Linked DNA regions of Homo sapiens: region 2 is linked to region 1. The links are chromatin loops, found by intact Hi-C in ENCODE. Cell type or tissue: IMR-90. All regions are shown on one strand. Links, peaks and the distances in the headings refer to the core of each region. The heading gives the core; the rest is flanking DNA.

Region 1 (5,378 bases), core at 264-5,263:
TTTCACCGTGTTAGCCAGGATGGTCTCGGTCTCCTGACCTCCTAGTCCGCCCACCTCGGCCTCCCAAAGTGGGGGATTACAGGAGTGAGCCACCGCGCCTGGCCACTCAGTAATTTTTGAAAACTGAGTTTTAGGCCAGGCGTGGTGGCTCACGCCTGTAATCCCAGTACTTTTTACATCATACATACACAGATATAGACATACAGGAACACTCGGTTTGTTACCAAATCCGGGCCTGATGCTACTTCCCTGTGTGGCAGGAACTGCAGATACTTGAATCTTGGCAAAGTCACTTTGGGGGTCCCAAAGTACAGGGGGCAGCAGTCGAGGGGCAGAATAGCCTGGGTTGGGGGTAGCTGCATTTTTACATGCATTCTCTTATTCAGTCCTCACAGAAATCTTGTGAGCCAGGAAGGCAGTATTATTCCCACTTTACAATTTTAGGAAACGGAAACAGAGAGACAAAGTTTGACGAAGACCCGGAGTGGAGCAGCGATTCAGACCCGGCACAACCGACTCCGTTGCCTTCCCCTATGCCGCCCCCAACGCCACCGCCTCCCTGACTGCCCTGCCGTGCAGCGCCCGATTCAGACTGGTTGTTAGAAATCTACGCCAGAATCTTTACGTGTGTCCAGAAAGGAAAGGAATCAACATTTCGCATCAGCCTTCCCAAGATGGCAGCTGCTGAAGACGAGTTCCTGCCGCCGCCGCGGCTCCCCGAGCTGTTCGATTCCAGCAAACAGCTTCTGGACGAAGTCGAAGGAGCGACTGAACCCACCGGTTCCCGAATAGTCCAGGAAAAGGTGTTCAAGGGCCTCGACCTCCTTGACAAGGTTGCCAAAATGTTATCGCAGCTTGACTTGTTCAGCCGAAATGAAGATTTGGAGGAGATTACTTCCACCGACCTGAAGTACCTGATGGTGCCAGCGTTTCAAGGAGCCCTCACCATGAAACAAGTCAACCCCCGTAAGCGTCTAGATCATTTGCAGCAGGCTCGCGAACACTTTATAAAATACTTAACTCAGTGCCATTACTATCGTGTGGCCGAGTTTGAGCTGCCCCAAACCAAGACCAACTCAGCTGAAAATCACGGTGCTATTACCTCCACGGCTTATCCTAGCCTCGTTGCTATGGCATCTCAAAGACAGGCTAAAATAGAGCGATACAAGCAGAAGAAGGTGTTGGAGCATAAGTTGTCTACAATGAAATCTGCTGTGGAAAGTGGTCAAGCAGATAATGAGCGTGTTCGTGAATATTATCTTCTTCACCTTCAGAGGTGGATTGATATCAGCTTAGAAGAGATTGAGAGCATTGATCAGGAAATAAAGATCCTGGGAGAGAAAGACTCTTCAAGAGAGGCATCCACTTCTAACTCATGTCACCAGAAGAGGCCTCCAATGAAACCCTTCATTCTCACTCGGAACATGGCGCAAGCCAAAGTATTTGGCGCTGGCTATCCAAGTCTGGCTTCCATGACAGTGAGTGACTGGTATGATCAACATCAGAAACATGGAGTGTTACCAGATCAGGGAATAGCCAAGGCAACACCAGAAGAATTCAGAAAAGCCACTCAGCAACAGGAAGATCAAGAAAAGGAGGAAGAGGATGATGAACAAACACTCCAAAGAGCTCGAGAGTGGGATGACTGGAAGGACACCCACCCTAGGGGCTACGGCAACCGACAGAACATGGGCTAATCTTCCCACAACACCGCAGGACTGCAGGGTGCACACCTTCCCCGCCAAGGAAAACCATGCAGCCTTCCCCTCCCTGAGCTCCCCTACAGCTGTGTAAAACGAAGGCAAAGATGCTTAATGTTGCTTTGAGTTCAATAAAGTGTTAAATTATTATTATTATTTTATTTATTTTTTTGAGATGGAGTTTTTTACTTGTCGCCCAGGTTAGAGTGCAATGGCGCGATCTCGGCTCACTGCAACCTCCACCTCCTGGATTCAAGAGATTCTCCTGCCTCAGCCTCCCGAGTAGCTGGGATTACAGGCGCCCGCCACCACGCCCAGCTAATATTTTGTATTTTGAGATGAGGTTTCACCATGTTGGTCAGGCTGGTCTTGAGCTCCTGACCTCAGGTGATCTACCCGCCTCGGCCTCCCAAAGTGCTGGGATTACAGACGTGAGCCACCGCGCCTGGCCTAAAGTGTTAAATTATTAAGCGTGTATTTGTACCCTAGATGATGTGAGCCATCAATCTAGTTTTGGCATCATCATCCTCATCCTGGTGTGTTCCAATTTCTTAAGTGGAATGAAAAGAGCACTGAGGGCCAGGCGCGGTGGCTTATGTCTGTAATCCCAGCACTTTGGGAGGCCGAGGTGGGCGGATCACCTGAGGTCAGGAGTTCAAGACCAGCCTGACCACCATGGTGAAACCCCATCTTTACTAAAACTACAAAAATTAGCCAGGTGTGGTGGCAGGCGCTTGTAATCCCAGCTACTCGGGAGGCTGAGGCAGAAGAATTGCTTGAACCTGGGAGGCGGAGGTTGCAGTAAGCCGAGATCACGCCATTGAAAAGCACTGAGAAATAGGTTTGGATAATTAATGGCTGTATGAATTCTCTGAAAAAATAACAAAAGTTACTTCTATTATATGAGCCTGTGCAGAAAAAAGAAAAAAAATTTCTTATCACACAATGCGATTTCTTTTGAATCCTTGGGAGCGGCAGCTAGAGCGAACCGATCCGTAAGGGAGTTCAGTCAGATCGTACAGAAGCAGGTGGTGACGTTACTATAAGAGGCGGGCATATGTAGATAGGGGCGCAGTGATTGCCGGTTCTAGTGCGTTCTTCGCGGGAGAAATTTTCTAGCGAATACCAAAGAAGGTGTAGTCTGAGATGTGTCATACGAAGAAGCGGTAGTTTCGAAGCGATGCCTAAAAACAACTCATAATACAATTTGCCATGAGTATGTTGTGTGTTGAGGACGATGGTAAGGTATTAGCAATATTAAGTAAATAATGTCTTTGTGGCGGGGGAGAGACGCTGTTGGTCCTGATAAAGTGTTTTTCTTGGGGGAGGGTTTTTACTATGTGTTTGCTCCCGCGATTTCCCCGAATGAGAAAACTCGGCTGCATAACTTGTGGTAGTGGGGGACTGCTTTTGCGCTTTTCTGTCCTGTGATTGAACTAGTTTAAAAGACGGCTTGTGTGTTGTTGCGTGTGTTTATTTTCAGAGTTGTTGTAGTGGCGCGCGTTTGGTTTTGGAGTTGTGGTTATGACCTTACGTCTTCTTAGGTTACGGTCTGTTTTAATTAGATGCTCGCTAAGTATTTTATACCGTTTCTAGGAAGGGTGGAAAAATAAGCCAGACTGATGTGGTACGCACCTGTGCTAGCTACTCGGGAGACTGAGGTGGGAAAATCATTTGATCCCAGATGGAGACTTAATGAGCCAATATTGTGCCACTGCACTCCTGTCTGAGCGATAGAGACCCTATCTCAATGAAGAAAAGTAAAAAAAAAAAATTCCTGGGTCTTCAGGTGGGAAGTTAAGTACCTCATCCCTTGTAGTTCAGTTTTTCTGTGCAGATAAATTTACCAGTTTGCTATGTTAGCCTTTTGTTCTGGTGGGATGAATTGCTGAGGGTGGCTAAAGCCTGTAAACCCAGCACTTTGGGAGGCCGAGGTGGGTGGATCACTTGAAGTCAGGAGTTTGAGACCAGCCTGGCCAACATGATGAAACCCTGTCTCTACTAAAATACAAAAAAATTAGCCAGGCATGGTGGCGCACATCTGTAATCCCAGCTACTTTGGAGGCTGAAGCAGGAGAATCGCTTGAACCCAGGAGGCAGAGGTTGCAGTGAGCCGAGATCACACCACTGTACTCTAGCCCGGGTGACACAGTGAGACTGTCTCAAAAAAAAAAAAAAAAAAAAAAGCCGGTGCACAGGTGGTACACACTGGTACAGGTGGTGCATGCCTGTAATCCCAGCTACTTGGGAGGCTGAGGCATGAGAATAGTGTAACCACCCAAGGGGTTCACCTTGCCTGCTGCCTAGACAGAGCCAATTCATCAAGACAGGGGAATTGCAATAGAGAAAGAGTAATTCACGCAGAGCCAGCTGTGCAGGAGACCGGAGTTTTATTGTTACTCAAATCAGTCTCGTGGAGCATTCGAGGAACTGAGTTGTTAAGGATAACTTGGTGAGTAAAGGGAAGCCAGTGAGCCAGGAGTGCTAATTGGTCAGGGAAGAAATCACAGGGAGTCAAAGCTGTCTTCTTGTGCTGAGTCAGTTCCTGGGTGGGGACCACAAGATCAGATGAGCCAGTTTATTGATCTGGGTGGTGCCAGCTGATCTATCAAGTGCAAGGTCTGCAAAATATGTCAAGCACTGATCTTAGGAGCAGTTTAGGAAGGGTCAGAATCTTGTAGCATCCAGCTGCATGACTCCTAAACCATAATTTCTAATCTTGTGGCTAATGTTAGTCCTACAAAGGCAATCTAGTCCCCAGACAAGAAGGAAGTCTGCTTTGGGAAAAGGCTGTTACCATCTTTGTTTAAATTATAAACTAAGTTTCTCCCAAAGTTAGTTCAGCCTACACCCGGGAATGAACAAGGACAGCTTGGAAGTTAGAAGCAAGATGGAGTAAGTTAAGTTAGATCTCTTTCACTGTCTCAGTCATAATTTTGCAAAGGCTGTTTCAATTGTTTGAACCCCGGAGGCAGAGGCTGCAGTGAGCCGAGATTCCACAACTGCACTCTAACTTGGGTGACAGAGCAAGACTCTGTCTCAAAAAAAAAAAAAAAAAAAAAAAAAAAAAAGCATTTCCCGTATTGCCCAGACAAAATTATAATATACACATGACAAAGACACAAACACCAGTTATTCCCCTCAATATCTGAGTTTTAACCTGGTAAAACAGACAAGAGGTTCCCTCTGAGTGAGGCCTGTTGAGCTTCTGCTAGTGATTCCTTCAGGATTCCACCCCCTGACACACAGACAAGACAAGAACAGGCACAAGCCCTCACAAATCAGAATTCTAAAACCAGATTTGGGCCCAGCGTGGTGGCTCATGCCTGTAATTCTAGCACTTTGGGAGGCTGAGGTAGGAGGATCACTTGAGCCCAGGAGTTCGAGATCAGCCTGGGCAACATAGTGAGACCTCATCTCTATTTTTTAAAAATAATAATAAATAAATAAAAATAAAACCAGATTTGGCCAGCATGGTGGCTCACACCTATAATCCCAAAACTTTGGGAGCCTGAGGCAGGAGGATTGTTTGAGGCCAGGAGTTGAAGACCAGCCTGGGCAATGTAGCAAGATCCCACCTCTAAAAACATTAAAATAAATAAATAAAACCCAATTTTCTTTTTCTTTTTTTTTTTTTTTTTTTTTTTTGTGAGATGGGAGTTTTGCTCAGTCACCCAC
Region 2 (5,378 bases), core at 133-5,132, 51 kb before region 1:
GACCCTGTCTCATAAAAAAGAAAACCCAAAAACAAATACAAATACAAAAAAAACCTATGCTACAGTCATACAGCAAAATACTATGCAGCTGTTAGTGTAAAGCAGACTTATAAGTAGTGTACATGGAAAAAAAAAGTAGTATACATGGAAAGATGTTCACAATATATTAAGTGAAAAACAGAAAACTGCTTTGCATAATAGCATGTATAATATGACCTCATTTTCATTTCTTTTTGTGTTTTTGAAGACAGGGTCTTGCTCTGCTGCCTAGGCTGGAGTGCAGTGGTGCGATCTCAGCTCACTGCAACCTTTGCCTCCCAGCCTCAAGCAATACTCCCACCTCAGCCGCTTAAGTAGCTAGAACTATAGGTGCATGCCACTATGCTTGGCTAAGATTTTTTTAAAAATTTGTAGCGATGAAGTCTCACTATATTTCCCAGGCTGGTCTCAAACTCATGGGCTCAAGTGATCCTCCCACCTTGGCCTCCCAAAGTGCTGGGATTACAGGCGTGAGCCACTGCGGTGGCATGACCTCATTTTCTTTTTTTTTTGAGACGGAGTCTTGCTCTGTCGCCCAGGCTGGAGTGCAGTGGCGTATCTCAGCTCACTGCAAGCTCCGCCTCCCGGGTTCATGCCATTCTCCTGCCTCAGCCTCCCGAGTAGCTGAAATTACAGGCGCCCGCCATCAAGCCTAGCTACTTTTTTGTATTTTTAGTAGAGATGGGGTTTCACCGTGTTAGCCAGGATGGTCTCGATCTCCTGACCTCGTGATCTGCCCGCCTTGGCCTCCCAAAGTGCTGGGATTACAGGCGTGAGCCACCACACCTGGCCTATGACCTCATTTTCTAAAACGTAAGTTTGTATATGCATGAAGTCTGCAAAAATATTTACACCAGACAACAATATTTACACAATCTCTGAGTAATGAATAATCGCTTCCTACATTTTTTATTGTTTAGAACTTTTTTTTTCTTTTACAAAAAGCATACATAACTTAAAATTTCTTTTTTTTTTTTTTTTTTTTTGAGATGGAGTGTTGCTCTCTCGCCCAGGATGGAGTGCAGTGGCGCAATCTTGGCTCACTGCAACCTCCGCCTTCTGGGTTCAAATGATTCCCCTGCCTCAGCCTCCTGAGTAGCTGGGATTACAGGCATGCCACCACGCCTGACTATTTTTTGTATTTTTAGTAGAGATGGGGTTTCACCATGTTGGTCAGGCTGGTCTCGAACTCCTGACCTCATGATCCGCCCACCTCAGTCTCCCAAAGTGCTGGCATTACAGATGTGAGCCGCCGTGCCCGGCCAATTATTCTTATTTTATGTATTTTTTTTTTTAGAGATGGGGTCAAGCTTTGTTGTTCAGGCTGGTCTCAAACTCCTGGCTTCAGGCGGTCCTCCCACTTTGGCCTTCCAAAAGTGCTGGGATTACAGGTGTGAGTTACCACATCTGGCCTTAAAATTATAAAATACATTATCAAAAGCCATACATGTTATATATATGTTAATTGGGAAAAAAAACCTTCAAGCAAAGAAATTATAAAGTAAGAGAGGGAAAGTGTGTCCCTAACCCTACAAAATCCCATCCTTTGAAGAAGCCAAGTCTGGGCACAGTGGCTTATGCATGTAATCCTAGTACTTTAGGAGGCTGAGGCCGGCAGATGATCGCTTGAGCCCAACCTCCGCCTTCTGACCAGCTGGGCAACATGGTGAAACCCCATCTCTACAAAAAAAAAAATACAAAAATTAGCCGGGCATGGTGGCATGTGCCTCTAGTCTCAGCTACTAGGGAGGCTGAGGTGGCAGGATCACTTGAGCCCGAGATGTCGAGGCTGTGGCGAGCCCTGATTGTACCACTGCACTTCAGTAAGATTCTGTCTCCAAAAAAATAAAAAAGAAGTAGCCACTGTTAATGTTTTGGTCCTTTCAGATCTTTCTCTTCATATATACAAATATAAATGCATACATATAATTATAAGTTTTCTCTAAACTGAGGTAACATTAAATATATTTTATATACAACTTAAATTTCTTCACTCAATAACATATATGTATATATCTTCTTCCATGTTAGGACGTTTATATTTACATCACTCTTCTTAAACACTACCTACTATTTGATGTTATTGTTTGGATTGCTTTTTTAGTCGGAAAAGGTGAAGCTATTTCTGTTAAAAACATAAGGAACTATGCAACCTATTAGTCTTGAGTGCCCCCTACTGGAGGCTCTTCACTGATATTAACAAAAGGCTAAATTACAATTAATTTAAGCAAAAAGTAATTCAAACACAGGGCACTATGCTTTTCAGCATATGGCAAAAAAAATTGGAAATTCAAAGAAAAAAGTATGCTTTAAAATGACTTTACTGAGGAAGTTCTTTATTTACTTATGATGTATTACAGGTATGTGCTAAGGTCTCTCTAATTAAGGTAAAGACAAAGAAATCAAGTTAAGCAGTTTGACCTTACATCTTACTCCCAGACAAATGTGTGTATTTGTGTCAGTGGTGGGATGTGGATTCAGGGTGGGAAGTAATGGCAAACAAGCAGTTAAAGAGGAGTGAGGTAAAACTTTAAAAAAAAAAATCTCTTCCCTTCTGAGCCGATATTTACTTCTCTCCTCACATTTCAAATCTTCAAGAGTTATTTAGCTCTACCTCAAAGCATCTAGGTTGTTTACACCGGTTATGTTTCAATCCATCTGAATCTGTGATTACATACCACATAATAATCAAAGACTCAAAGGAGAAGAAAACCAGGGATGTTGGAAGAGTTAACCTGAAAAACATCCAAAGTATATTTAAACAAAGAAGACACTGCAATTAACAAAGGTGGCATTTCTTTATCAAACAAAGTCCTTTTTTTTTTTTTTTGCCTTGAGACGGAGTCTTGCTGCTGCCCAGGCTGGAGTGTGATGGCGCGTTCTCCACCCACTGTAACCTCCGCCTCCTGGGTTCAAGTGATTCTCCTACCTCAGCCTCCCGAGTAGGTGGGATTACAGGGGCATGCCACCACACCGGGCTAATTTTTGGTTTTTTTTTTTTTTTTTTTTTTTTAGTAGAGACAGGGTTTCACCATGTTGGCGAGGGTGGTCTCAAACTCCTGACCTCATGATCCACCTGCCTCGGCCTCCCAAAGTGCTGGGATTACAGGCACGAGCTACCGCGCTCAACCACAAAGTCCATTAATTATGCTTGTTATTTTCCAGGAAAACTGACACTTATGACCAGAATTTTTTAATGGAAACCAACCAAACGTAACTTTACTCAAAACTGCATGTCTATATTATTTGTCAGGCAAACGCTATTTTGACATTTCTAGACATTAACATTTTATACAGTCTTGACTTTGTTATAAAACTCTCTTCACTAGTTAATACTTACAGCTAATCTGTGATTATTTGCAAGGCTGATCATTTGCTGGGCTAGGCCATTTAATAACCGAGTACGAAGAGACAGGTCATCTAGGTCATGACGAAATGGAAAAGCAATACCATCCACTATCACTAGTCGAACCTAAATACAGAAGAGATAATATTAGATTTGTTACGAAAAATAAAATAATAATAATAAAAATGCTCTCTCTCTCCAAGAGAGCAGGGACCTTCTCTCTTATTTACTATATTCTTCTGTCTTATTTACTATATCATCCCCAATGCCTGGAACAGTAAATAGCATATAGGAAAGGAGGTGTCAATTAATACTTGCTAAATGAAGAAACAAATACTCTAAATAAAACAACTTACTTAGACATTGCTTCATAAAAGCCTCTTCTTTAATCCAACCCTTACTAGATAGAAAAAAACATAGCATTGGAAAAACCATAGTCCATTACAGGAAAAAACCTTAAAACCCAGGGCTTTATTTCCAACTGTCTAAAGTATGGCTTTCTTTTGGAAAGTTACAAAGCTGTTCAGCCAGTGCTTTCTGCAATAATCACTAAAAGTTAAAACGGACTCTGCTTTGATAATTTCTCAACTTTAAAAAAGTAATTCAAAGGCTGGGCGCGGTGGCTCACACCTGTAATCCCAGCACTTTGGGAGGCCGAGGCAGGTGGATCACGAGGTCAGGAGTTCAAGACCAGCCTGGCCAAGATGGTGAAACCCCATCTCTGCTAAAACTACAAAAATTAGCCAGGCACAGTGGCAGGCACCTGTAATCCCAGGTACTCAGGAGGCTGAGGCAGGAGAATCTCTTGAACCCTGGTGGCAGAGGTTGCGCCACTGTACTCCAGCCTGGGCGACAGAGTGAGACTTTGTCTCAAAAAAAAAAAAAAAAAAAAGTAATTCAAAAAGAAAAAGGAATAATTATAATTTTCTTTAACTTGCCACTGTACACAGTCTTTACTGATAAAAAGCACATTTAAAGTCTTTGTAAAACATTCTGAAAAGGCTTAAAGAAAAAGTCTTGGTAAAACAACACATTTGTCAATTAAATATACCAATTTTACCTTCCGGGTTCTTTTTATGTTTCCTAAAACAAAAAACAAAAAACAAAAAAACCTTCAGGCTGGGCGCGGTGGCTCACATCTGTAATCCCAGCACTTTGGGAGGCCGAAGCAGGTGGATCACGAGGTCAGGAGTTTGAGACCAGCCTGGCCAACGTGGTGAAACCCTGCCATGCACTCCAGCCTGGGGGACAGAGCAAAACCCTTTCAAAAGAAAGCCCCCCCCAAAGCAAAAAATAAACAGTGAAGTTAGAAAAATAAACCAATATATAAACCTTAAGATCCCCAAATCAAAAAGAATCTGGAAACTAACCCAAATGTAAACAAACAAAAGACTCCAATGCTATGTTTTTTTCTATCTAGTAAGGGTTGGATTAAACAAGAGGCTTTTATGAAGCAATGCCTAAGTAAGTTGTTTTATTTAGAGTATTTGTTTCTTCATTTAGCAAGTATTAATTGACACCTCCTTTCCTATATGCTATTTACTGTTCCAGGCATTGGGGATGATATAGTAAATAAGAGAGAAGAATATAGTAAATAAGAGAGAAGGTCCCTGCTCTCTTGGAGGTTATGTTTTAGTGGAGTAAGGGACCATTAATATGCAAACAAACACACAAATAAGGTAATTTCCGATAATTATAAGAAAATGAAACTGGTTGAAGTGATGAAGAACAGGTGAACACTAATAAAAAGCACAAAAATGCAAAAAAAAGTGGCATTATAAAGACTGTGAAAAGGACACTTGTTTACAGTAGAGAGCTGAAATAAAAAGGCAGAACATGACCTTGTTCAACGTCAGCTGGGAATATGTGCACAGGTTGATTCGATTTTTCATGACTCCACACATGACCACTGCTGTGTCCCCCCAATATTCGTAAATTGAAGCCCTATCTCCCAGTGTGACTGTATTTGGAGAGAGGGCCTCTAAGGTAGTAA

The links. A loop is a pair of places that touch in the nucleus more often than their neighbours do. Peaks named below come from ENCODE experiments on the same cell type or tissue, not always from the same donor. Only the 100,000 strongest peaks of a DNase experiment are listed, where the experiment ranks them.
Region 2: it touches region 1 in a loop (2.8-fold over the local background); 5 of 110 quality-filtered maps call a loop at or near these places.

What each region holds. Positions count from the first base shown.
Region 1 is chr17:58,656,896-58,662,273 of GRCh38, reverse strand. The region is part of intron 1 of TEX14 (testis expressed 14, intercellular bridge forming factor); the gene reads left to right. IGBP1C (IGBP1 family member C) reads left to right here. Exons shown (of 2, transcript NM_001395966.1): 2 at 445-1,850. The coding sequence starts at 675. The coding sequence ends at 1,697. LOC124904122 (U1 spliceosomal RNA) reads left to right here and starts at 2,969; the gene lies at 2,969-3,125. RefSeq lists enhancers at 565-1,066, 2,929-3,699, 3,831-4,383. In IMR-90, for the core only: no CTCF peak of the experiment used is centred there; DNase peaks (open chromatin) are centred at 2,773 and 3,153; H3K4me3 peaks cover 922 bases; H3K27ac peaks cover 277 bases.
Region 2 is chr17:58,707,992-58,713,369 of GRCh38, reverse strand. RAD51C (RAD51 paralog C) reads right to left here. Exons shown (of 9, transcript NM_058216.3): 5 at 3,380-3,511. Among named protein-coding and RNA genes, the nearest start is that of RAD51C, 18 kb to the right of the region's middle. In IMR-90, for the core only: a CTCF peak has its summit at 2,210 (motif pointing left); a DNase peak (open chromatin) is centred at 2,209.